3 separate regions of the Mus musculus genome follow, and regions 1 and 3 are each linked to region 2. The links are chromatin loops, found by intact Hi-C in ENCODE. Cell type or tissue: heart. All regions are shown on one strand. Region 1 overlaps Ano6 (anoctamin 6). Region 2 overlaps Ano6 (anoctamin 6). Region 3 has its middle 17 kb from the start of Ano6.

Evidence for each region. A loop is a pair of places that touch in the nucleus more often than their neighbours do. Peaks named below come from ENCODE experiments on the same cell type or tissue, not always from the same donor. Only the 100,000 strongest peaks of a DNase experiment are listed, where the experiment ranks them.
Region 1: a loop joins it to region 2, with 1.9 times the contacts of the local background. A loop is called at or near these places in 5 of 42 quality-filtered maps.
Region 3: a loop joins it to region 2, with 4 times the contacts of the local background. A loop is called at or near these places in 8 of 42 quality-filtered maps.

The regions. Positions count from the first base shown.
Region 1 is chr15:95,939,278-95,947,277 of GRCm38, reverse strand. Ano6 (anoctamin 6) reads right to left here. Exons shown (of 20, transcript NM_175344.4): 11 at 5,926-6,068; 12 at 3,803-3,880. Among named protein-coding and RNA genes, the nearest start is that of Gm41389, 31 kb to the right of the region's middle. In heart, a CTCF peak has its summit at 3,598; no DNase peak of the experiment used is centred here.
Region 2 is chr15:95,877,773-95,885,772 of GRCm38, reverse strand. All of the region lies in intron 2 of Ano6 (anoctamin 6), which reads right to left. Among named protein-coding and RNA genes, the nearest start is that of Gm41389, 30 kb to the left of the region's middle. In heart, a CTCF peak has its summit at 4,231; a DNase peak (open chromatin) is centred at 4,982; H3K27ac peaks cover 3,824 bases.
Region 3 is chr15:95,770,125-95,778,124 of GRCm38, reverse strand. It overlaps the pseudogene Gm8849. Among named protein-coding and RNA genes, the nearest start is that of Ano6, 17 kb to the left of the region's middle. In heart, a CTCF peak has its summit at 4,459 (motif pointing left); a DNase peak (open chromatin) is centred at 4,433.

The DNA of each region.
Region 1 (8,000 bases), 62 kb before region 2:
CAGAGAACCAGTTACGAACAGTCCATGGGGGCTGGCTTTGCCTTTACCACGGGAGCAGCAGGGTCTGACTGGAGCACCAGCCGAGGTACCGGGTAGCTGGTATTGGCAGCAGCTCTCTGCTTTAAGGGCTTCTCCTGGTTTCACACTCAGGAGTCCCTGAGCTGTCATGCGCACCTGCATCCCCAGGAGCTCCGCTCTGTGGACCTGCTGCACTTCTGAATCCCACTTCCCAGGATCACCAGGGTGCCCTCAACAGAGCCTACACATGATGGTACTTTCTCAGTAAACGGGTTTGCTTCCTCTGGCCAGTTTATGGTCAGGAGGCACCACAGCACAAGGGACTAACTGTATCAAAGGTTCACAGGATGGGGAAGGTTGAGAAGCACTGGTTTAAACACCGTCGGAGAGGCCGTTTTAAACCATTTGTCCCTGTGGTTTCTTCCTTGGATATACTTTAGTACCGTGGGCTCTGTCTCATTGCTCATGATGACAGCCAAGGTGGGGGTGCGGGGAGCTACAGAGACCAAGAACTCCAGAACCTAGCAAGGCACACCCTACGTCAACTTATAGGGAAGAGGAGCTACAGATCCCTGCATGGGAACCCCAGCTCTGCCGCTGGCTGCGGACCCCTGAACATGTTAACCCCCCTCCCCACTCCCCTGGCTTCACACTCCCCATACAATGGGCAGAATACTCCTCTAAGGCCTAGGACTAGCACTGGGTAGTATTCGCTATGACCATGGCAAACAAAGTGTTAAAAAAGACGTTTCCTTCCTTGCTGTGCCATCTGCATACAGAGAAGGCATTGTATTTCCCTGTATTCTCGCTCATTATCTCCTTTCCTCTTTCACAGTTAAGTCTTGTGAAATGAAAAGGATCTGTGTGTGTGTGTGTGTGCGTGTGCGTGTGTGTGTGCACATGTGTAAATTAACTAAGGCTGAGAAAAATTGTATTATGCTGATGGAAGAAGTCACTGCCTTTTTCCCAAACAGGCCATTTAATAAAAACCTTGCTAATAATTCCCCACTCCCTACCCCCAGTTACTTTTGTAATTATTCATCACCAGAGCACCCTTGGAGTGAGCCCTCACTGCCAACCTCGACACTCTTTTGCCGGTGGATTGTCTAATTAGTCTGTACCCTGTAGGCAGGGTTAGAAGCCTGAGATGCCACACAGGCTGAAAGAGTAAAAATTTGTTCTAGATTAAGCCCACAGGAGGGGGAAGCGTGGGAGTCAGACACAGACCTCCAAAGCTCTGCTTCCCACTGGCCTGCCCCGCCCTTGGCTTGGGTAACAAATGCTGGTACCTTCCAGGGCTGTTATAAAACCTGCTAGGGCTCCATGACTTTGCTGGGTTTGCTTGGTCTTCTTGGAGCAGGGCACACTCACCCCTCAGGTTTATCTTTTTCGGACTCTGACATATTTCAGATCACTGTACAGAGCTCCACAGTGGACTGACATAGATCCCTTCCCCCTCGAGGAGAGAAGCTGGCCTTTCCTCTGTAGAGTCAACCTCTCTAAACCCTCAGCCGACTGGGTACCTACTGGATAATTAAGTTGTAGTTACCAGACCTCACCAAAATTATACCCAGACTTTCAGAAACTGAGAAACCCAACGTCACTATCATATACACTAAAGGGAAATTGGCTTTATCACCTCCAATCAAAACCAAAAACAAACCTTTTAATTATAAAAAGTACTTTCAAGAAAATAGGTAAGATAACTATGAAAAGCAAAATTATTTCAGAATTATGCCTTATTTGCACATTAAAAGCCACCTTTTGTATCATTTGTATCTTTCTTTCCCTTGAATTCATCATAAACCTTAGGAATATCACACATCATGGATATTCCATGAGCAAACTCTTTTTATGGAAATGCAGCCTTCCACTGTCTGGCTGAGTCTGAAGTAAGCCATTTTAGGCTGTGGTGTTCAAGTGTGTATAGGCCTATGTGTGAGCACCTGTGTTATAAAATGTGATAATGTCTGTGAAAATATTCTCGCCTCTCCATAACACCTATCCCTTCCATGACAAGATCTTGCTGTGTGGCCCAAGATGACTTCGGATTAGCCATCCTGTCTTGGATCTGTGAAAACTGACATGACAGATCAGTGCGGCCACTCCGGACTTTGAGGTGGTTCTTGATGGACAGTCTGTAAAAGCTAAAGTAAGCTAACACACACACACACACACACACACACACACACACATCTTTCTGAGCCACCTGCTTTCTAGGAAAGACTGAGAAACAAAATCACCTGCTCTAGTGGGAGAGGCTGACAAGGCAGCCCGTCACCTCGACATGGCGCCCCCGAGAGGCAGAGAGCAGAATGTGCAATGAGCACGGATCTCATCCTACCAGGTTCAGGATGCGCTCCTATATGGGCCACTGTATTTTTCTCGGTTGGTGCATACGTGTGCTGTCACCTGCTACTGAGCTCCTGCAGCTGTGGGGACTCCATCCTAAGGTATCAGCCTTGTGTCACCTCCCGTGTGTTTATATGTCTTCGGGTATTTCGTTTATATCCAGTGTGTCAAAATCTGACTTTTCTTAAATGCCTTCCGCTGCTAGTGGAGTTTAGAAAAGTCGCTTTAGACCCAGAAAGTACCTTCACTCAGTTTTGTTTCTAATTGATGGCTTGTGGTTTAAGGTATTTTGGCATTTGTTACGGCATGCCATCCCAAGTGGTTGCCTTCCTTGCCTCAGCAACTAGCAGGTGTTTCCAGTGTTCATTAACTCACTCTGGAGCTACGAGTCTTCATTCCTCATGCATTAAATCCCTGCCTCAGAGCCTGGATCCGGCTGCCACGTCACATTCTTTAATCTCTTTAATCCTAAGCCAAACAAAACTGTCATTAAATTGTACTACTAATAGTTTAGTTAGCTTGTTTTGTTTTTGAGATAGGGTTTCTCTTCGTTTATTCCTAGCTGTCCTAGAACTTGCTCTGTGGACCAGGCTGGCCTTGAACTCACAGTGATCTACCTGTCTCTGCCTCCCGGATACTGGGATTAAAGGTGTACGCCACCACTATTGAGCTAATATGCTTTTATTAATAACAAACAGAGCTAGTTTGTAAAGTCTGATGGATTTAGCAATTTTTTTTCTCGTCTAAAATGAGATTTTAAAACCTCTTTTCTTTTCTTTAGTTTTTATCCCTTCTTCTTCTTTTTTTTTTTTTTTTAAAGATTTATTTATTATATGTAAGTACACTGTAGCTGTCCTCAGACATTCCAGAAGAGGATGTCAGATCTCATTACAGATGGTTGTGAGCCACCATGTGGTTGCTGGGATTTGAACTCCTGACCTTTGGAAGAGCAGTCGGGTGCTCTTACCCACTGAGCCATCTCACCAGCCCTTATCCCTTCTTCTTTGGCTTATCTTTTTGGTATGGTAATTCCTAAGATTTAAACATTAACTAATTAACATTTAGTTGTTGCTGCTGCAATTTCTTAGAGTTCTCACTGCCTCCTACTTGGGCTCTTCAGTAATTGCCGGAAACCCCTGATCTGCTGACAGGAATTGAGTGAAGGAACAGAAGAGCCACAGTGGACAATGGAGAAGGAACCCTGACCTGGCAATACTCCACGTGACAGCCAGGGAGTGCTCTAGCGCCATCTCTCTCTGGGACCATGCAGCAACTACACCTTTCTAGAGGAGACCATGTAGGCACCATACCTGCCTGGCACTTCCCTCAATATTTTAAAGGAAATAGTAAAAAAAAAAAAAAAAAAAAAAAAGTGTCATGTAATAAAAAGAAAGTTAAACAGTTACTCAAACAGAGGCTCGAGACATCTTACCCAGAAGAAGACGGCGCTCGCACACAGCGTGACCCGGATGCACTTCCCACAGGTGGTAAATGGGATGCGCTCCTCCTCCTGGTGAACAGAAATGGCTGGTCAAGGGAGCAGCACCAACACAGCTGCTGACATCTCGGGGTGCATCAACAGATCTTAGACTTAAAAACAAACCAACCCCAGCTTGCTGGCATACTGTTCTCACTTGTGACCTCTTAGTTAGTTAGTAATCTCAGATAGACACAGAGAGGTCTTGTTCAGGGTTGGCTTGTTTTGGTGGTGGATTTTTACTCACCTGGCAAAGGCTCTCAGCCATCAGAGCCATGGGTTCTGGTCAAGGTTTTTTTTTTGTTTGTTTGTTTGTTTTGTTGTTTTTTATGGTTTTTCGAGACAGGGTTTCTCTGTGTAGCCTTGTCAATCTTGGATCTCACTTTGTAGACCAGGCTGGCCTCGAACTCAGAAATCTGCCTGCCTCTGGCTCCCAAGTGCTGGGATTAAAGGCGTGCACCACCATGCCCTGCTCAAATTTTATATATTAGTGTGGTATAACAATGAACTTCTGGAGAGTTTCCATCTTATAATTTACCAAGAGAGAAAGACAAGACTCTTCCTGATTTCCTCAGAAGAATAGCCAGAGGTGTAGCACCAGGTGTGTACCTTAGCTGGTGCTCACTCTGTGCCAGGTACCCGAAGTGACCTTCAGATGCACCCCTCTCCCCAATCCTCAATATAGCAGCACTGACACTCTATCACGTCCATTTTATGGATGAGGGGACTGAGGCGCAGATCTGGGATCAGTCCGTCCATAAGCTGCTGGGTTAGGACCTGAGCCTCAGCTTGCAGTGTCAGCAGCGCAGGACTCTGCTCTCTAACCCAGGAGGATGCACAAGGCAACAGAGGAAGAACAAGGAATAAAGAACAGTGAAATTTCATTTGGAAATTTTATCAAACAGCATTTCACGGGGTGGGGTGGGGGTGGGGGTGGGGGTGGGGGTGGGGTGGGGGTGGGGGTTATTTCATTAGCTGACCATTTTAAATGGCCGGACCATCTCCCCTCTGGTTCTCTGGAGGCTTTGTCATTGCGTGAGTTACAGCTTTCATACTGGAATATCCTAGGTCCTGCCCTGTCCTCTCTAGCACACAGCAGTCATTATTCAGGATGGGGGCTTCCTGCATCCCAAATGTTACCTGCTATGCTATTTATAAGATGAGGATGCTCAGGTGTTCCCCATCCCTTATAGCACCCACAGTCTGAAAATCTGGAGGGTACTGACTTAGAAAACTACAGTTGGGGACATTTCAGACACTTGGTAAAAGAATTTTCCTTCCAGGAGTGGTGGCTCCTATTCAAAACCTTCTGTGGGAACAGATTCCCACACTGATGACTAAGAACAGCTCTGTTGACAGAAATACTGCAAACATCCAGAAATCACCTATTGGGGGTTTGGGGATGGTAGGGGGAGATTTCTTCTTTTGGCAGCAGTAGTGACAACAGGCAGACTCTTCCAGTGACAGATGCCACACACAGTGCTGGTACACAGTAGGGCCATAGGCATTCCCGTCCTTCAACCCCTTATGACTTTAGGATAAGAGTCACAGGATTATTTTGTGTACAGCCCAACCAAAACCTGGGCCAGTGACTGAGGCTGAGCACAAGACAGAAGGGCAGCTGGGCTAGCCTAGGATGATAACTGGCTGTAAGGAAGCTGCCTGTGATGACTGAGACTCATCTGTACATGCCAACATGGCTTCCTTAAACAACCACGCCCCTTTCACTCTCTAAAATATACCCATTTTACTGTTACTGTAAGAGAGGGACCACAGTGGTCTTCTACATACACTGTCCTAAGCAGTGTCCAGACACATCTGGGATACTCAGCACCTCAATGGTGCCATGATGGGCTCAGGCACCTACACTGTTCAAGCCCCATGATGGCCTGGTGGATCACATTGTGAACCACTGCAGAGAGAGCACTGCACTGCACCACCTTGCTGAGAACCTGTAGGGAGTGCAGTGCACTGCATCATTATGCTAAGAACCTGTAAGGAGAGCACTGCACTGCATCCCCTTGCTGAGAACCTGCAGGGATAGGAGAGCACTGCACTGCAGCAGAACAGACACGTACCTGAGTGATCTCGTTTATCACCACGTGATTGCACTGGGCCTCATACTCTGGCCGGGCCTGTTCCTCTTGCTGTAGCTCAACGGTGTCCCATTCATATTCGAGCTCTGCCTGGCGCCGCTTCCAAAACTCCAAAAACAATGTAACTGACAGGAGAGAAGAGGACAGTGTGGCTCTTTAAGGTTGGTGTCAGACTCCATGCTGGGAATTACCACTCCTCATTGTGCTGAGTGCAGTCTATTTATAGGAGATGCTAACATTTAAAAGGCAGGAAGTGCTTTTCTTTCTTTTTTTCTTTAAATGAAAATGTTAGTAATTTGCAAACACTGTAAAACATGATGTTCTGAGTCGGGCCACAGGGAGGGTCAGAAGGCAAGTGTGTAAGTCAGACACAAAGCTTGCCACAGGGAGGGTCAGAAGGCAAGTGTGTAAGTCAGACACAAAGCTTGCAACCCACACTTCGTCAACTGAACACACAAGTAATCCCCTACTCAAGCTTGGTCCATGGCTCAGCCCTTCCTTATGTCCTCCGCACTCCTCTTCCTCCCTCCCCCTGGGACTGGGCTAGAAAGAACATTCTAGTGCCCTCTAAATGAGCTAAAACAATATTTTTACATGGAAAACCAATCTCTTTCTCAATTTTGTACAAACATGAAGCAATTAGGCATCTTTATTTTTCAATATCTAATTAAAAAAAAAACCCTAAAACTGTCAAACATTAAATGGAGATATGGCTTCCAGGTCAGTTTCCTAGGCCCTTTTATTAGTGCACTGTCTCTAGCCTTTCTCACATAAACATTCTGACATTACCATGGTTCTGTTCACAATGACTGTTCACGTGTCCACTACAGGCTGAGAACAAGAAAGAGAAAAAGGGACTTCGATGTGATGCATGGAGATGGGAGGCACAGCAGAGCAAGCAAGAGCAGATGGTGCTAGACTTGGCCAACAGACCAGTGGCTCTCAGCCTGGGGGTCACACCCCTGCAGGGGTCCCATATCAGATATCTGGCACATCAGATACTTACATTACAATTCATAACAGTAGCAAAATTATGAGATAGCAACAAGATAATTTTATGGTATAAGGGTCGCAGCATCTGGAAGGTTGAAAACACTACAGTAGACTTCCAGACCTCCAGGGACAGACTTCCAGAGGAGGGGGCCATGGAGGTCTTGGGATGACTGACATGATCAGGTCAGGGAGGAAGATGGCAGGTGTAAGGTTTATCTTCCTCATCGAGCTGCCCACGTCAAGGAGGCCAGGACACCAGGTGCTTTCCAGCCAGGCTCTGACTGCAGCGTTAAGATGAGGAAGATGGGCCAGCCAAGTGACAGATACGCAGGAGGGCGCCTTACAAAGAATAGTATAGACCCCAAAAGGAGCCAGGAGTTTAACAAAGGATGGGAGGGGGCACTGGTGGTGGTCTTGCGTGAACACAGGCACAGGGGGACCTACATTGTAGGTAACACCAGATAAGGATGCACGTGTGAAGGACGTTGAAGCTGACAGGATAGATGCAAGGTGTAATGAAGGGGCTGGAAGAGGACAATGCAGGCCAGGCTTCTGCTTTGAGCAGAGTCCTTGATCCTAGTGTAGTGTAGGGGCACACGGGAAAGACGACACTGGGTCTGTGCGGGTGTTGAATGAGAATGATCCCCCAGGCTCGTACATTTGAATAGTTGTTGCCTACTTGGTGGAACTGTTTGGGAAGGATTAGGAGGTGTGGCCTTATTAGAGGAGGTGTGTCACTGGAGCAAGCTTTGGTGTGTCAAAAGCCAATGCCAGTCCCAGTAAGCTCTGTTCTCTCTCTCTCTCTCTCTCTCTCTCTCTCTCTCTCTCTCTCTCTCTCTCTGCTTCCTATTCCCGTATCAAGATGTGAGCTCACAGCTGCTCCTCCAGCCAACATGCCTACCGCTCGCCATCAATATGCCTTGCCACCTTAACCCTCTGAAACAGTGAGCGCAAGTAAACACTTTCGTAAGTTGCCTCCGTCATGGTGTTTTATCACAGCAATAGAAAAGTAACTAAGACAGTAAGTGATAATAGGTGCCCGTGGGCAGGTGTCTAGTCTAGAG
Region 2 (8,000 bases):
TCCACATTTTCCCCCAAGTGGCAGAACTTGCTATTTTCAGCTATTTCTTACAAGGCACAGATGTGGTCGCCTGTAAATAGCGGACTGTATCATTACAATGTCTTCTTACATGCCACGGCCTCCTGATCTGGCGTGTGCGTTTGCCAGCATCACTGTTACCATTTCCCTCCAGCTCACGACAAGGGCTCAGTTCTTTTGTCTAGTGGCATTCTTGCACAATTTTAGATATCCTTAAATTTTCTGAACTAGACTGGAAGGCATAATGAAGACAGACCTTTGAAATAAAATCTCCTTAAAAGGAATCCATTAGGCCTGGAGATGACTCAGTGTTACTAGCCCCGCCCTGGGTCCCACCCAAAGCACCACACATAGAGAATTAACTAGCTATGGAAATAAATGGAGTCTTATGGGAGACTCCAGTCAGGTGCCATCCTGCTGGGCGGGGAGCTACCCTCACAGCCTTCTCGTAAGCCCTGGGGGCTTCAGTGTGACCAATTTCATCAGCACAACTTCGTTCTTTTTAATTTCCTGTTTTCCTATGGGCTTTCCACCTTTGGGGTGTTGGGTGGGGGGAATCTCAGTTTAGTCTTCAAAACAAGAAATAAAACAGCAAAGAAACATCAAACGATGAGAAGGAAAAGTGAAAGTGCCCGAGGAAGCTCTTGTATAATTTCCTTTTCTAGAATAAACCAGTATCTGTTTATTTTCAGCTGTCAGTGGCAGTGTGAGCAAAAGAGCTGTGTGTGTGTGTGTGTGTGTGTGTGTGAGAGAGAGAGAGAGAGAGAGAGAGACAGAGAGAGAGAGACAGAGAGACAGAGAGAGAGTGTGTGTCTACAAGGAGTTTCCAACATACTGCCCTCTAGATACGAGGCAGCATCCAGCTGAAGATGACTGGTACAATCCAAGCTGTGAGAGAGAAGGACTGTCCTCCTGGAGGCTGGCCTCCTGAGGTCTCAGACGCCCAGGTCAGTATGTCTGGGTTCATTGTCCATCCGCTGGCATAAAACCTTGACTCCATCTGAAATCTTAGTCTACACCATATTCAGAAGGATGCTGTGGGGTTTCCACCACAAACAAGATGGTTGTCCCTACATTACACTTTTGAACATTTAAGAAAAAGCTCCCCACCTTATATTCCAGAATCAGCTGGAACCCAAACAATGCTCACCAGTTCCTGGTGTCTTGGTGCATTTTCATGGTGCCCTACCTGTAAGCTAAGTCGTAGGATTCTTGGTCTTCAGTACAATAATTTCAATGTTACTTTGTAACTCTATATTTTTCCCCACCCACCTGTGTTTTCCTTCTTAGTTAGTGATATCTCAACTACTTTTAACATATCTAATTTGTTATATCTTAAACCCCATAGGTCCCATTCATCAAACTCATACCTGCAAACTGCCCCCCTGTACTGGCCAGTTTTGTGTCAACTTGACACAGCTGGAGTTATCACAGAGAAGGGAGCTTCAGTTGAGGAAATGCCTCCATGAGATCCAACTGTAAGGCATTTTCTCAATTAGTGATCAAGGAGGAAAGGCCCCTTGTGGGTGGGACCATCTCTGGGCTGGTAGTCTTGGGTTTTATAAGAGAGCAGGCTGCGCAAGCCGGTAAAGAACATCCCTCCATGGCCTCTGCATCAGCTCCTGCTTTCTGACCTGCTTGAGTTCCAGTCCTGCATCCTTTGGTGATGAACAGCAGTATGGAAGTGTAAGCCGAATAAACCCTTTCCTCCCCAACTTGCTTCTTGGTCATGATGTCTGTGCAGGAATAGAAACCCTGACTAAGACACCCCCTTTGCTCCATTGTTCAAGTCAGTGCTCCCAAGTCAATAGTCTCTGTTTTGTTTCTAAATAAAGAGGCGCTGGCCAACAGGTTCCTCAGCTCAGGATGAACGCTGCAGTTTGCTGAGTCAGTTATCTAGACTTCCAGCTTCCTGATACAGCTATCCAGAGACTGACTGTGCTCTTCCTGATACAGCTATCCAGACCGACTGTGAGCTAAGCAGAGCACGGCTGTGGGTATGGTGGAACACAGCAAGTCTTCAGATCTTCCCTCCTGTGCAATTCTTCTTCCACAGACTCCCTCAAGGTTGCAGTCTTTCACACCCCTGGTGACGTGAGATTGGCAGTCACCTAAGGTCACACCCCTGGTGACATGAGATTGGCAGTCACCTAAGGGTTTTCTTGACGTGGTAAGATATCTATGGTGCTCTTCATCTGCTCAGGGTACTCAGCAGGGGTGCTCTCCCTCAGTTTTTCTAAGCCCCACGCTCCTCTCAAGCCATTGACCTTTACTGTGGAAACTGATATTTTTAATTTCATTGAAATCAACAGGAAGGAAAACCTAGAGTCTCAGGAAACAGAGGGCCATGTAGGTCAGCATACATTGGGCGATTTTTTTTAATTGGATATTTCTTTATTTATATTTCAAATGTTATCCCCTTTCCTGGTTTCATCCCCAGGAATCCCCATCCCATCCCCCTCCCTGCTTCTATGAGGGTGTTCTCCCACCCGCTACCACCCACTCCCACCTCCCCACCCTCACATTCCCCTACACTGGGTCATGGAGCCTTCACAGGACCAAGGGCCTCTTCTCCCATTGATACTCAGCAAGGCCATCCTCTGCTACATACGCAGCTGGAGCCATGGATCCCTCCATGTGTACTCTTTGGTTGAAAGTTTAGTCCCTGGGAGCTCTGGGGGGTGGGGGGGGGTCTAGTTGGTTGATATTGTTGTTCTTCCTATGGGGTTGCAAACCCCTTCAGCTCCTTCAGTCCTTCCCCTAACTCTTCCATTGGAGCACCCCCCCACCCCTGTGCTCAGTCCAATGGTTGGCTGCAAGCATCCATCTCTGTATTTGTCAGACTCATAGAGATACTGCTTTCCCCCTTCGACTCAGGCCGTCTTAGAAGTGCTGCTGGTTGTGCAGGGATGGGATCCACAACACCCAGTCCCAACGACTCATTTATGACAATGGCAGGAAAGCATTTAAAATGCATCACAGGGAAGAATAAAAATGAGAGTTCATAAAACCTCACTCAGTTGTTAGAAATGGTCTATGAATTAAATGCTCCAAAGGAACAAGCTCACAATAGAGCCAGGGAGACAGCCAGAGTTCAACGCACTTGCTGCTCTTGCAAATGACAGGTCAGTTGGCAGCATCCACATCAGGCAGCTCACAAACATCTGTAAATGCTGTTCCAGGGGACCCAATGCCTTCCGGCTTCTCTGGGCACCTGATTTCACATGCACATACACCCACACAGAAAGATACACATGCATACGTATGTGTGTATATATTTAAATATATATGTTTATGTGTGTATATGTTGACAAGAGCTGAGGAGTGTCTGATATCTCACACTAATGTACCAAGGCTCAGTTTTATAGGAATTCAATAAATTCAACCTGGCTTCTACTTCAAAGTCAGCTAGAAACAGTCAATGATAAGGTATTACAGTACCCACTAAAGGCAGCTGATTGGCTAGATGGCTAGGAGTTGTGTATATATGTGTGTGTATGTATATGTATGTGTGCATTCATGTGTGTGTGTGTGTGTATATATATATATATATATATATAATACATGCATATATACACATATATGTATGCATATGCATATATATACATATGTATGAATATACATATATACACACATGCATGCATAAACATATATACATATGTGCACATAAACAGACACATGAATATGTATGTTTATATACACACATATATATGCATATTCATATATACATATACACACACATTCTTAAAAGTGGCTAAGCTTTTATGCCTGAATATTTCTCACAGTATATGGCATTTTTGGTATCTTAAAACAAGATATTGCATACTGTTACTTAGGAAGCCAAAAGGAGAAAAAAGAATGAGGACTTTGGGGTCCAGGAGATCTAGGCTCAAATCCCAACTCTATTGCAGACAATCAGTCACATGCCTTGGTGTATGCATGTTATCCTTTCAGGATTAGCGCCATGGCGAAAAGACCGTGTTCTCTGCTGAGACAATCAGCCTAAAGTCTGGGGTACAGACAAAGGTCAGTAAGGGAGACCCATCGGTGCTCTCTACTTAAATGTGTCCTTTCCTGAACCTTGTCATCCCTGGGTGTTCATACCTACCACCCCTCTCCCCTCTCTCCATCTGTCTCTCTGTCTGTCTCTGTCTCTCTCTTTCTCTCTCTCTGTCTCTCTCTCTCTCATGCCTTTCCTAGCTATGAGCTGCCTTTAGTGGGCACTGTAACACTCTATCATTCACTGCTTCTAGCTGACTTTGAAGTAGAATCCAGGTTAAATTTGATGAATTTCTATGAAACTGAGCCTTGGTGTTTTAGTATGTGGTATCAGACACGTTAGTTGTCTTCAGTTTGAGGAAAATAGAACTAAAGTGGAAGAAGGTCCCGTTCCATAAATAAATAAAGTACTAAAGTGGAAGGTCCTGTTCCCCAAATAAAGAAAGTATGCTAAGGCTATAAAGGTTACCACTAAACTGTACTCTGCCCTTCCATTCGGTATATTTCAAAAACACTTTAAAAAAAAAAGATTTATTCTTTATTATGTAAATGCACGTGCACCTGAGTGTAGGTTTCTACATGTACGTTCAGGGTTCTAGGAGGCCGGCCGGAAGTGGTCACCGGCTTTCCTGAGGCTGGAGTTAGAGGGAGTGCGAGCCACTTGACATGGGCTCTGGAAAGGAGCCCAAGAGCTCTGCAAAAGCAGTATGAACCCTGAACTGCTGTGCTGCCCGGCAGGAGCAACCCGCTAAAAGAAGGCATGTCATTGTCACGGAGAGTGAGTGCAGGAACAATAATGAACAGTCAATAAAGATAAAAGGTTGGGCCAGAGAAGGCGGGTGGAAGAAAATGTGCTAGCCACTGGGACAACTTCAACTGTTGGACCCTAGTAATGAACACTGGCTGGAAGCCTCTGGCAGGAGCATGAAGAGGAAATGCGTTATCAGAAGGAAGCATTCTCAGTCATCTGGGAGGACAAAGTCATTATGGGGACCTTTTACAGAAACGCCCAGATTGTGTCTGTTTCTCTAACAATGCCCTTAGGAGGGACTGGGGAGATAAAATACAGTGCAGATAACCTCTGACCTTTCTGGCTCCAGTTTCATCTCAAGTTTCCTTCTAAAGCTGTCTCCCCAACCCTCAGGACCCTTGGGGTATCACCCACCCTGTGCTGGGCTCTCAGTGGCTGAATCACAAGTCACACTACATACTCACTGCTCTCCAGTTCACCCCATACTAACACTTCTAAACAAACATGCTCAAGTCCCACACGAGACAAAACCCTTCAGCTGCTCCCAGTGATTTCACGGAAAGCCTGGGCGTCCCTGCTGGGTACGTAACACGGCTCTTGATCTGACTATAACCTACAGATTATAAACACGTTATTCCCTATTCTAACTATCCAGTCTGACCTTACTTTTTCTAACCAGGGTTTTGACTGCCATCTTCTTGCTCTTGTAATCTCCCCCCATCCTTCTCTAACCACCTATGCAAATTCTAGTTCGGCTTTGTTTTCTAAGTCAGTACATACGTGCTGTACACACCTCTGAAGACTCCTGACCCTTTGGGGGAGGGTCTCTGAAAGGCCAAGAACATTTCCATAACTTAGAAGATGGTGTTTATCTTTCTAGTGTTAACATCTGCAGGTCAGTGATTAAGAGTGATGGAGGTGGGCTGAAGAGATGGCTCGGTAGTTAGGAGTGCTGGTTACTCTTCCTAGAGGACCTGGGTTTGAGTCCCGGCACCCACATAGCGGCTTACAACCTCTGCATCTGTGGTTGCAGAGGATCCCATACCCTCCTCTTCCACCACACACGCTTGTAGTATAGACATACATGCAGGCAAAATACCCATATCTATAAAATAAAAAGGGTTTAAAACAAAATCATACTGGCTAGTTTTGTGTCAACTTATCACAGAGAAAGGAGCTTCAATTGAAGAAATGCCTCCATGAGATCCAACTGTAAGGCATTTTCTCAATTAGTGATCAAGGGGGAAAGGCCCCTTGTGGGTGGGACCATCTCTGGGCTGGTAGTCTTGGGTTCTATAAGAGAGCAGGCTGAGCAAGCCAGGGGAAGCAAGCCAGTAAGTAACATCCCTCTATGGCCTCTGCATCAGTTCCTGCTTTCTGACCTGCTTGAGTTCCAGTCCTGACTTCCTTTGGTGATGAACAGCAATGTGGAAGAGTAAGCTGAATAAACCCTTTCCTCCCCAACTTGCTTCTTGGTCATGATGTTTGTGCAGGAATAGAAGCCCTGACTAAGACAAAAATGAAGGGTGAAGACCACTGCTTTGCTGAACACAGTGACCCCACTGCGCTTGCAATCAGTCCCTAGCCACACTCTCCCCTTCCTGCAGAGCCTCACCACCTGGCACACTCACCTCCCAGCTCTTTAACATGCTGTGTAAAGACAGAAGTTCTCGTAAAGCACTGTTCTCTATCTCCACATCAGAGTTCCCCGAAGTCCCTGGGAAAAGCGCTTCTGAACTGTGACCTCAAATATCCCTGTGCACCAGGAAGGGTTCTTTCTATGCCACTGAAATTGACTAAAATATAATTATAGAGACTTAGGTAGCTGACAGATACTGTTGAGAAAACATACTTGCCATTAATGACTATATCCTAAAACTTCAAGCAAGTATAAGAACGCAGCACACTTGTTTGCATCCTGACTGACCAGTTGCTTCCTAATAATGACTTTTTGTTGAGACTGAAGGTAATGTTAGGAAATGTGACCTTTTTTTTTTCTCTCATTTTGCATAAGGAAACAAGTAAACCTTTGTAAGAGCTGCTAATCTCCAATATTTACTACGACATAAGCAAAGAAGAAAATCCAGCTATCTACTCTTGCACAGACCTAAAAATTAGATAAAACAATGTCATTTCTTCTGCATATTCTAGATTAATATATGCGAATGTATATTAACATGGTTCAGTATTAATTTAATTAGCACTCTTTGGTTTATTGTTGGTCATATTTAAACTATTAAATGTGTTAAGTTTTAGTGCACAGTTTTAAGGTCTAGTGTACTGAACATTATGTAGGCCCATGTTATTGAGTGTAAAATGTTAAGACTTTAAAGTTGAGAGCTATAGTTCTATACAATTCTAATATTGCATGATATAAAGTACCATAATATAATGGCATACATGTGTAACATAATAGATCTTTGTGGGTACACTATCAGTAACTTTAATTGGACCATAATCCAGAAGGAAAAGTCTGTTTTGCTCTGAACCTGCAACACCGGGAAAAGCAATCCAATGGATACTTGTTGCACTAACTTGATGTAACATATTCCAGTGAAATTAGTTAATGTAACCACTCGCTTAAAGTCTTATACTTAGTTGCCAAAAGACAGGACCAACAGTCTATCTAACCTTGCAGGTTTGCGGAGACTGCTGTGGATGATGTAGGCAAGCAGCAACTCCATCTTGATGCAGCCCCCAGTTTCTCTCCATTCCTTCACATTTTTATGTCTTTGGTTTGCTCATTTGGGATGGGGCTGAGGCTCCTTCTGTGACACTTGGGACCGCCTTGAGCTCCAGATCCTCCTGCTTCACACCCTCCTGTGCAGCTGAGATTTCAGGCTGATGGCGCTGCACCCATTCACAGTGGGCTTCAGTGTTTAATCCCCTCATCTTTGTGTCGTGGGTCCATTTTCTAGGGTCTCCTTTACCTTCCATGGTAAAGCGTCGGGATTTTCCCTTGCCTGCCTGCTGAGGTTCCCTAGCTCAGAGCACCTTCCCTTTCCTTAAATGTCATGTCTCATATTCTAATGGTTGAGCTATTTGTGCAATGGTTTAATCAATGTCTTGTCTCTCACTAGAACGTATGCCCCAAGGGGACACAGACTGTGCCATCTTTTCATTGCTATTTCCCAAGAGAATTTCAGAAACATTAAATGGGTAAATATTATTAAATAAATCAACTGAAATTAATTCCTCATTTACCCTGTGACATTTTACAATGGGGCAGATG
Region 3 (8,000 bases), 110 kb after region 2:
AATCCGTCATGCACCCCTTTGGTGGCAGGCTCTGCCTAATGTGTACATTTCCTTACTCAATCTTCATACCAAGTATGACAGTTCACCTTCATTGATGGCTTATCTGAATTCAGAATTGTCAGGTCTGGAAGAAACTCCTTTAACCACATCCTGGCAAACAGACATAACCCAGTTCTACCTCTGGGACTCAGGAAACTGGTTCCCCCTTACAAAAAAGGAGTTGTTCTCCTTATGTGACATGGAAACTTAAGGGTTCTTTGGAAAGTCAGCTGGATGGTGTTTTGCTGGGGCAAACAGGGGAAGGAACATTTCGCTGAAGCAGACACAGGAGAGAGGATGTTTTGCTAAAGTGAGCACATGAAAGGACATGTGATGAAAGATCCTCTGCTAACAGCACACATGCATTGGTCCGTCTTACATTGCATAGTTGAGCTGCATTTGCCAGGGCTCCATAGAGAGAAATGCACCAAAAAACTTCTGTTGTGCTGCCGTTTCTTGTGACTTCCATTCAGGCTGATTGGATGCATGCGATGAGGCTAGACCTGTGCTGAGGCAGGCAAGGCACGTGGAGGATACATGATGTTTGGAGGGTCTAAGTAGGACTCTACGGAGTGACAGAGACAGAGCTCGGCTTGCTGGTACAGCTAGCTGTGCAATGCTTGTGGGTCTCATGTCTTTGCTGATCTTTGCTTTCCTGAGAGAGGTACAGCTGAGAACTTCTCCTGGTGTTCCTCTTGGTCCCTCCTGCTGACTCAAGCCAAGTCATGTTTGCTATCCAGACTCTACCAAACTGCACTGCTGGTGTATCTGTGAGATATCTTCGAGTGGATCGAGCTGCTGCTGTTGACCTGTGAACTGAGCTGCTGATTTCCAGACACCTCAGACAACTAGAGTTGCTCCAAAGAACCTTTCTAAACAGGTCCGCTTCCTTGTTCGTATTCTTCACCCTCCCCCCACTCCCTCTGGTGGGTGATAGACCTTAAGGGAGGTTAAAGCGTTTAAGAACTATCATTAAAAATAGGATTTGAAAAAAATTAAAATTACACCTATCTCTAGCAAAAATGACATGTAGCTCTTCCACTAACATGCGCCTTTGGGTCCCATCAGCATATTGAGGTCCATGTTATGCCAGTCTCTACTCACAAGCACTTCACAGCCACCCGGCCCACAGGCTCGCCCACCCCCAGTGCCACGGGCTCCCTTCCTGCCTGGTCCCATTCCCGTATAACCCTGGAGCTATTTCCCATCACTTCTCCATGTTTCTAGAAAGCCTCTGCAGCTATGCAGCCCGCAGCCAGGTCTGTGCTTCTTTATAGGGAGGTCCCAAGAAGCCATTATATGAAGCCCAGAGGCCTAAGCTGCATTGGAGATGCCAGGACTGTGGGACGCCTGTGAGGAAAAACTGCAGGTGTGGTGGGGTAGAACTGGCCGAAGAGAGGTTGAGCATGCCAGGGGTGGCAGTGACAGTGCTATTGTCACCCAGATGATTGTGCCACAAACCTGTGATGCTGGACATGGTGTGCTACAGGGTTTTGGCGTTAGTCCTCCTAAGTTTTGGTCTTTCTTTGATCTGCTATTTCTAAGGCAAGAGAGCTTTTTGTAGTTAGCAAGGGGAAAGGCCCACAGTGAAAATTATAAGCTTGCTACAAAAAATGTGATAACTAAGAGAGCCCATCTTTTTTTTTTTTAACTAAAAGAGCTGATGATTTTATTTTCACATTTCACAATATAAGTGAAAACTGCACTTTTTTGTATTATTTCTCCCTCCAAAAAATATTCAGTTAGGAAGGGAAGTTTCCTTTCCATGCATGTAGTAAACACTCGGGCTCAGCACCAAGAGCTCCTGGTGGAACAGAACAAGAAATACAAAACCATCAAGAGCGCTTCTGCTCTTATCTGTCTGGCCGGGTCATGCCAGGCCGGGTGGGCACCATCATAGGGCGGGCAGGAGGTCTTATCATGGGAGGCCCGGGCATCATGGGCATGTGGCCTCCCATGGGTGGTCTCATCCCAGGAGCTGGTCCCACGGGCATCATTCCGGGCGGAGGGGGGCCCATCATTGGCATCATGGGAGGGCCTCCCATGTGGGACGCAGGCATCGTGGCAGGCTGAGGAGGGCCCGAGAGACTGGGGGAGGTGGGATCATGGCCCCTGCAGGTGGAGGAGCAGAGAACGGAGCGGGAGGGATCTTCCCTTGTTGAAATGCAGCCGTTGTCTTGTCAATCAGGCTCTGGGCCTGCTCTTCCATCCATTTCTGGTAATAGTCTTTCACATTCTCTTTGTGTTTCCGACCACTGCAGTGTGCCTTCCTCACAGACGGAGAATCATGGGTAAGATATGTGTCACAGTAGTCACAATAAAACTTGGGCATGATGCTCCACAAGACGTTGGCTACTCTGGTAAGAGAGCCCATCTTAATAGCCAGCCAGACACTTGGAAGGTTAGCCAGGCCCAACGGCAGGCAGAGTTAGGTTAGCTGCTGAGGTTTGCTCTTTTGATACATACTGTAAAGATGAATACTGGCTCCCAAGGCCTGGTTGCTTGCAGGAATGAGAGAATCTTCATGCACAATGTGGCCTTGCTCCTTAATCTAGAACTATTGGTTAAATAGAGATGTCAACAGCTAATAGCTAGGCTGAAGAGACATGGGTGGGGTTTGGGGTTCCTGGGCTTGGGGTCTGAGGAGACCACGAAAAGAGAGGAAGGTAGGGAGAGGAGAAGACACCATGGGGTACCATGGCTGTGAGGGCTAGCCAACTGGAGTTGAGAGCAGCCCAGATGGAATATGGTAAATCATAACTCTGTTATTGATAGGAAAATTGATTTTGATAGCATAGAAGGTAGATATCTGGCCAGCTTTAGTACTGATAAAGGCATGTTGTAAATTAAAGGTTGTGTTTGTCTTTTATCTGGAAATCGAATAACCAAAGGTGGGGTAGAAGCCTCTGACTGAGATTACATATTTTCTACAACAGTCAGCAGCCAATCTCACCGATAAACAGAAGAGAGCTTCACTATCCCCCTACTAGAGTAAGTGTAGACGTGGGCATGGCCACGGTTGGACCAACTGGGTTGTATATTTTGAGCTCACTGAGAAATAAAAATTAGCAGAATTTTATAGACTCTTTGAAATCAAATTACAAAAGAAACAAAACAGAAGAAAAGGTCTTGTAGAATAGGTAATCTAGGTGAATGCACGGTGAGTTATTAAGTCCAAAGTTCCCCAAAGGCAGCTCTATAAATATTTCCGAAAAAGATACGGAGCACAGACTTTATTACTACCAAAGCTACAGCCGGTGGCAGCTGACAGTGTGCTGCTGCTGGTGGTGGTATGAGTGGGTCAGGAGAAGCAAGCCCCAGTCCTCCAAGGTGCAGGGGACATTATCACTGTTTAGTGGCATCCCGTGTAAGCAGAATTCAATCTGTTACTGGTTTCTATATTAGAAACTCCAATGGAAATATTTTTTCATGGGGAAGTATATTCTGTATTTCATCCTTTTTTTTTTTTTTTTAAACGGTTGCATGCCCCCTAAGGAATAATGGAAGTGTCTTATTCAAACTGTTCACTCCTGAAAATGAAAGTGCTCTGAAGAGGTGGGAAGAGCTTTTGTCTCCTGTTGGCACAAGACTTCTTTATCTTCTTTTGTATGTGTTTCGCTGATAGGCAAGACAGTGCTTCAGTAGAAGTTAGAATTATAGCCTAAAATATCTACTCAAACACAGTACTTTGTCCCCATTTTGACTCATTTCCAGTTGTGCTCAATCGTTGGCAGGCACGCTACTCCTTTCTGCACCGTGAAAGACATCTTTCGTCTCTTTGACCCTCTATTGCATTACCCTGGTGATATCTGTAGCCAGGAAAATGCTAGCATTTTCTCTAGCAGGGAGAGGAAGACATAAATATTTGATCTCAGATCAGCGATGTGTGTAATTGTTACTATAGAGAGAACCTTTGATTGCTGCCCAAATCTAGAGGTCTATTAAAATTTAATTTCTAGGTCTTCTCTTCTTTGCTCTAAAAATCAGAGTATTTCATAGTGTAGAAATTAACTCTTCCTTCCCTGTCCCTGTACCCACACTCCTCTGCATTTCATTGAGCGAAGAAATGCCAGTCGCTTAAAGATACGGGACTTAGGAATTAGAGAGCGAGTCCTTCAAAGAGTGCTGGTAACCTCAGGAAAGAACAACTAAGGGGGAATTGTGAGTTGTGAGTTTTTTCTAGAAATAAGCATAAAAAACAGAATAGACTATCGTTTGTATAACGTTTGCTTATTAATATTGCTAGCATTTTTTTTAAATCCTAGAAAAGCACTCTCAGGGCTGGAGATATAGCTCAGCAGTTAAGCACACTTGTTGCTCTTACAGAGAGGCCCTAGGTTCCATTTCCAGCATGCACATGGCAATTCACAACCATTTCTAACTCCAGTTCCAAGAGCGAATCTGGTGCCCTCTTCTGGCCGCCATGAGCATGGCATGCATGCTGTGCCCATGTATACACGCAGGCAAAACACTCATATGCATACTATAAAACAAGTCTAAAAAAATAAAGCACCATGGGAAAATTATAGGAATGTCTTAAAAAAAAAACTTGACAGGAAATCAGTTTATTAGCTCAACTTCAAAATTTTTTCTAAAGGAATGAACCGAATCTGGAAAACTAGTTTCATAGCAATTAGATATCTAGCAAAAAAAAAAAAAAAAAAAAAAAAAAAGGAAAGACAATCTAAAGCAATAGAAGTATAATATCCGAGGTTTTCCCTTTTCATACTTACAATTGTAAGTGGGATTTGGCTATTGGCCAGTTCATTGCATTATATCCAGATGAGTGAAGACGTAAGGGAGACTATAATCCTGGAGCTTAATTTTATTCATTATTTCCAAAGTCTCTCAGCTGTACTCAGCGCTACAGTGAGAACACAATTGGCCGGTCCACCTTTAGCCCTTTTCTGTCTTCTCCCCTTCTATAGGCGGGGGCTGGACTCTTAAAGGGCTACTTACAGAGCTTAGTGAGGTACAAATGTAAGTGGCCCAAGAGTGGCCTCCGCATCTGTTTCCAGATAACCCAAGACTGCCCGAAAGGTAAACGAAAGTAGGGTATATTTAGAGCATCCAGGACCTAGGATTTTCTTGGCATGCCTCAGTAACTGGAGAAGTGAGATCTCAGGAGCCGAATTGTAAGTTAGGAAATAAGATGCTGTTGTCAAGTGACCGGAAGTTCAATACCAGTTATATCACTTATTTGGTGTGAAAAGGCTCAAGGAAAGTGTTCAATGCTTGTAAGGATTTTTTTTTTTTTTTAGACAATGTGACTCAAGTTAGGGAAAAGGAGCCTCAGCTAAGAACATGACTCCATCAAATTGGCCTGAAGGCAAGTCTATGGAGCACTTTTTAAATTGGTGATTGACACGGAAGGGCCCAGCCCATTGTGGGCGGTGCCACGCCTGGGCCGGTGGTCGTGGGTTGTATAAGAAAGCAGGCGGAGCAAGCCATGGTGAGCAAGGCAGCGCTCTTCCATGGCTTCTGCATCAATCCTTGTCTCCAGGTTCCTGCCCTGACTTCCGTCATTGATGGGCTTGTGACACGGAAGTAAGTAAATAAGCTTTTCTCTGTCCTTGGCTGCTTTGGGTAGAGCTGTTTACCACAGTGATAGAAAGCAAACTCGGACAGATGGGACGCTCCCCAGACCGCAGCTTCCTCATCCATCTGATGAGAAGAACAAAGCTTTCTAGAACCGCTAAATGGAGCAGAGTCTGTAGAATGGAAAATGGCCAGAATCGACTGTTGATGACGGCCTCATTCTCATAATGATTTTAATCCTCGGCATTTGAAATATCATTCTATTTTAATCATAACGACAGCCGTGATAGCCTAATGGTTTCGCTGGGCATTTTTCTGGGAAAGAAGGCTAAGAGAATGTACTCTTCCGGTCTCTGTATTCTACTGACACCGCAACCTTCCAACACAGTGCTGTTCGATTCTGTGAGCCACCACAGTAATAGGCACACAGCATCCCTCGGCAGGTACCCCAGAGGGTCACTGTAATCCCGGGCCTGCTGTTCACGTTCCTAGCATGCTATGGTGGAGTTAGTCAGGTAATTGGGCAATGAGGGACCTTTTGGAGGCCTGAGCCATCTTTCTGAGACTGGCTTAATTCAATCATTATGGTTATCTATAGGTACATCCATTTTTTTTTTTTTTTTTGGTATGACATAGCTCTATTCTTTATGGGAGAAAAAGAAAAAAGAATCCTACTGTGTGTATATACCATATTTCCTTTACTTCTCCATCTGGGATTGCTCCGCCCCAGGTTGCTTCTATAACTTAACTACTGTGAAATGTGTTGTGATAAACATTGACATGCAAGTGTGGCATTTGATTTGGATCTGTTGGGTGACACCAAGCCTGCTTGGGTTACACGGAAGGTCTGTTCATAGTTTCTAAAGGGACCTGTAAACTGATTCTGTAGTGGCTGGACTAGCTTACACTCATCAATAACATAGATTGGCTTCTTTTTGTCTTTATCCTACTTGGTACTTACTGTCTCCATTCCAATGATTGCTTATTTGCTAGTTTAGTGCCGTTGTGTGCCATGGTACAGGTGTGCCGTGGTATAGGTGTGCTGTGGTATAGGTGTGCCATGGTACAGGTGTGCCATGGTACAGGTGTGCTGTGGTATAGGTGTGCTGTGGTATAGGTGTGGAGGTCAGAGGACCACTTGCAGAAGTTGGTTTTCTCCTTCCACTGTGTAGGTTCCAGAGATCAAACTCAAGTTGTCAGATTTGTCAAAGGTGCCCTGGTCCACTAAGCCAACTTGGCCATGATATAAGTTTTCTCAATAACTTGCCATTCGGACTGGGATAAAATGAGATTTCAATGTAGTTTTTATTTATAGTTTTCTGATGGGTGGTGATGTTGAGGTTTTTTTTTTTTCATGTGGTTATCGGTCATTTGTTTTTCATCCTTTGAGAACCGTCAGCTCATTTGATTGGCCCATTTACTGACTGAATCATTTGAACTATTGTTATTTGTTTTTGTTTGATTGATTGATTTTAGATCTTTATGTAGTCTAGATATTAATCCTCCATGAGATACATGGCTAACAAAGACTTCCTCGGTCTCTCCAGTCGGTTCATTATTTCCTTGAAATAAAGAAGAGTTATTTTATTTGCCAATTCCTGGGCTGATTACCTGTGCAGCTGAGTTCTATTACGAAAATGCTTGCTTAGGTCAATATCTTAAAATGTGTTCCTTACTTCTTCCTCTATTAATTTCAGAGCTGTAATTAAACAGGCTTTCATCTATGTAGAGTCTATTTTAAAAGTCATTTAAAAATTTTAAATCTCTCTCTCTCTCTCTCTCTCCCTCCCTCCCTCCTTCCGTGTGTGTGTGTGTGTGTGTGTGTGTGTGTGTTTGTGTGTGTGTGTGTGTGTGTGTGATTTTTATGTACACCACAAGGGGCCTTCAGAGACCAGTGGATATCACATTCCTTGAAACTGTTACAGTCAGTGTGAGCTGCTTTAGGGAACCTGGGTACTGGACCTTAGTCTTTTACAAGAGCAGTGAGTACCCTGAATCGCTGAGTTATCTTTCAGTGAGTTTTGTATAGGATAAGCAATAGGTATCTAGTTTCCTGCCTGTGGTTTTCCAAGCACCATTTATTGAAGACACTGTCTTTTATCACAACATGCATTTTTGGCATCTTTGTCAGAGGCCGTGTGGCTGGAACTCCCCTGGTTCTTATGTGAGTTCTTCATCTGTTCTGTTGTCCTGCATTGGTTTTTTGTTTTTTTTTTTGTTGTTGTTGTTTTTTCCTGGTGCCAGTTCCTTGCTCGTTTTGTGACAATGGCTCCTTCATCAAATCTGAAGCTTACCTTAATGCTAGCTGGGTTCGTTTTAAAGGACAACTTGACATAATCTAGGTATCACCTGGAAAGCAAGTCTCAGGGAGGGACTGTCTAGATCAGATTGATCTATTGGACATATCTGTGGGAGAGTATCTT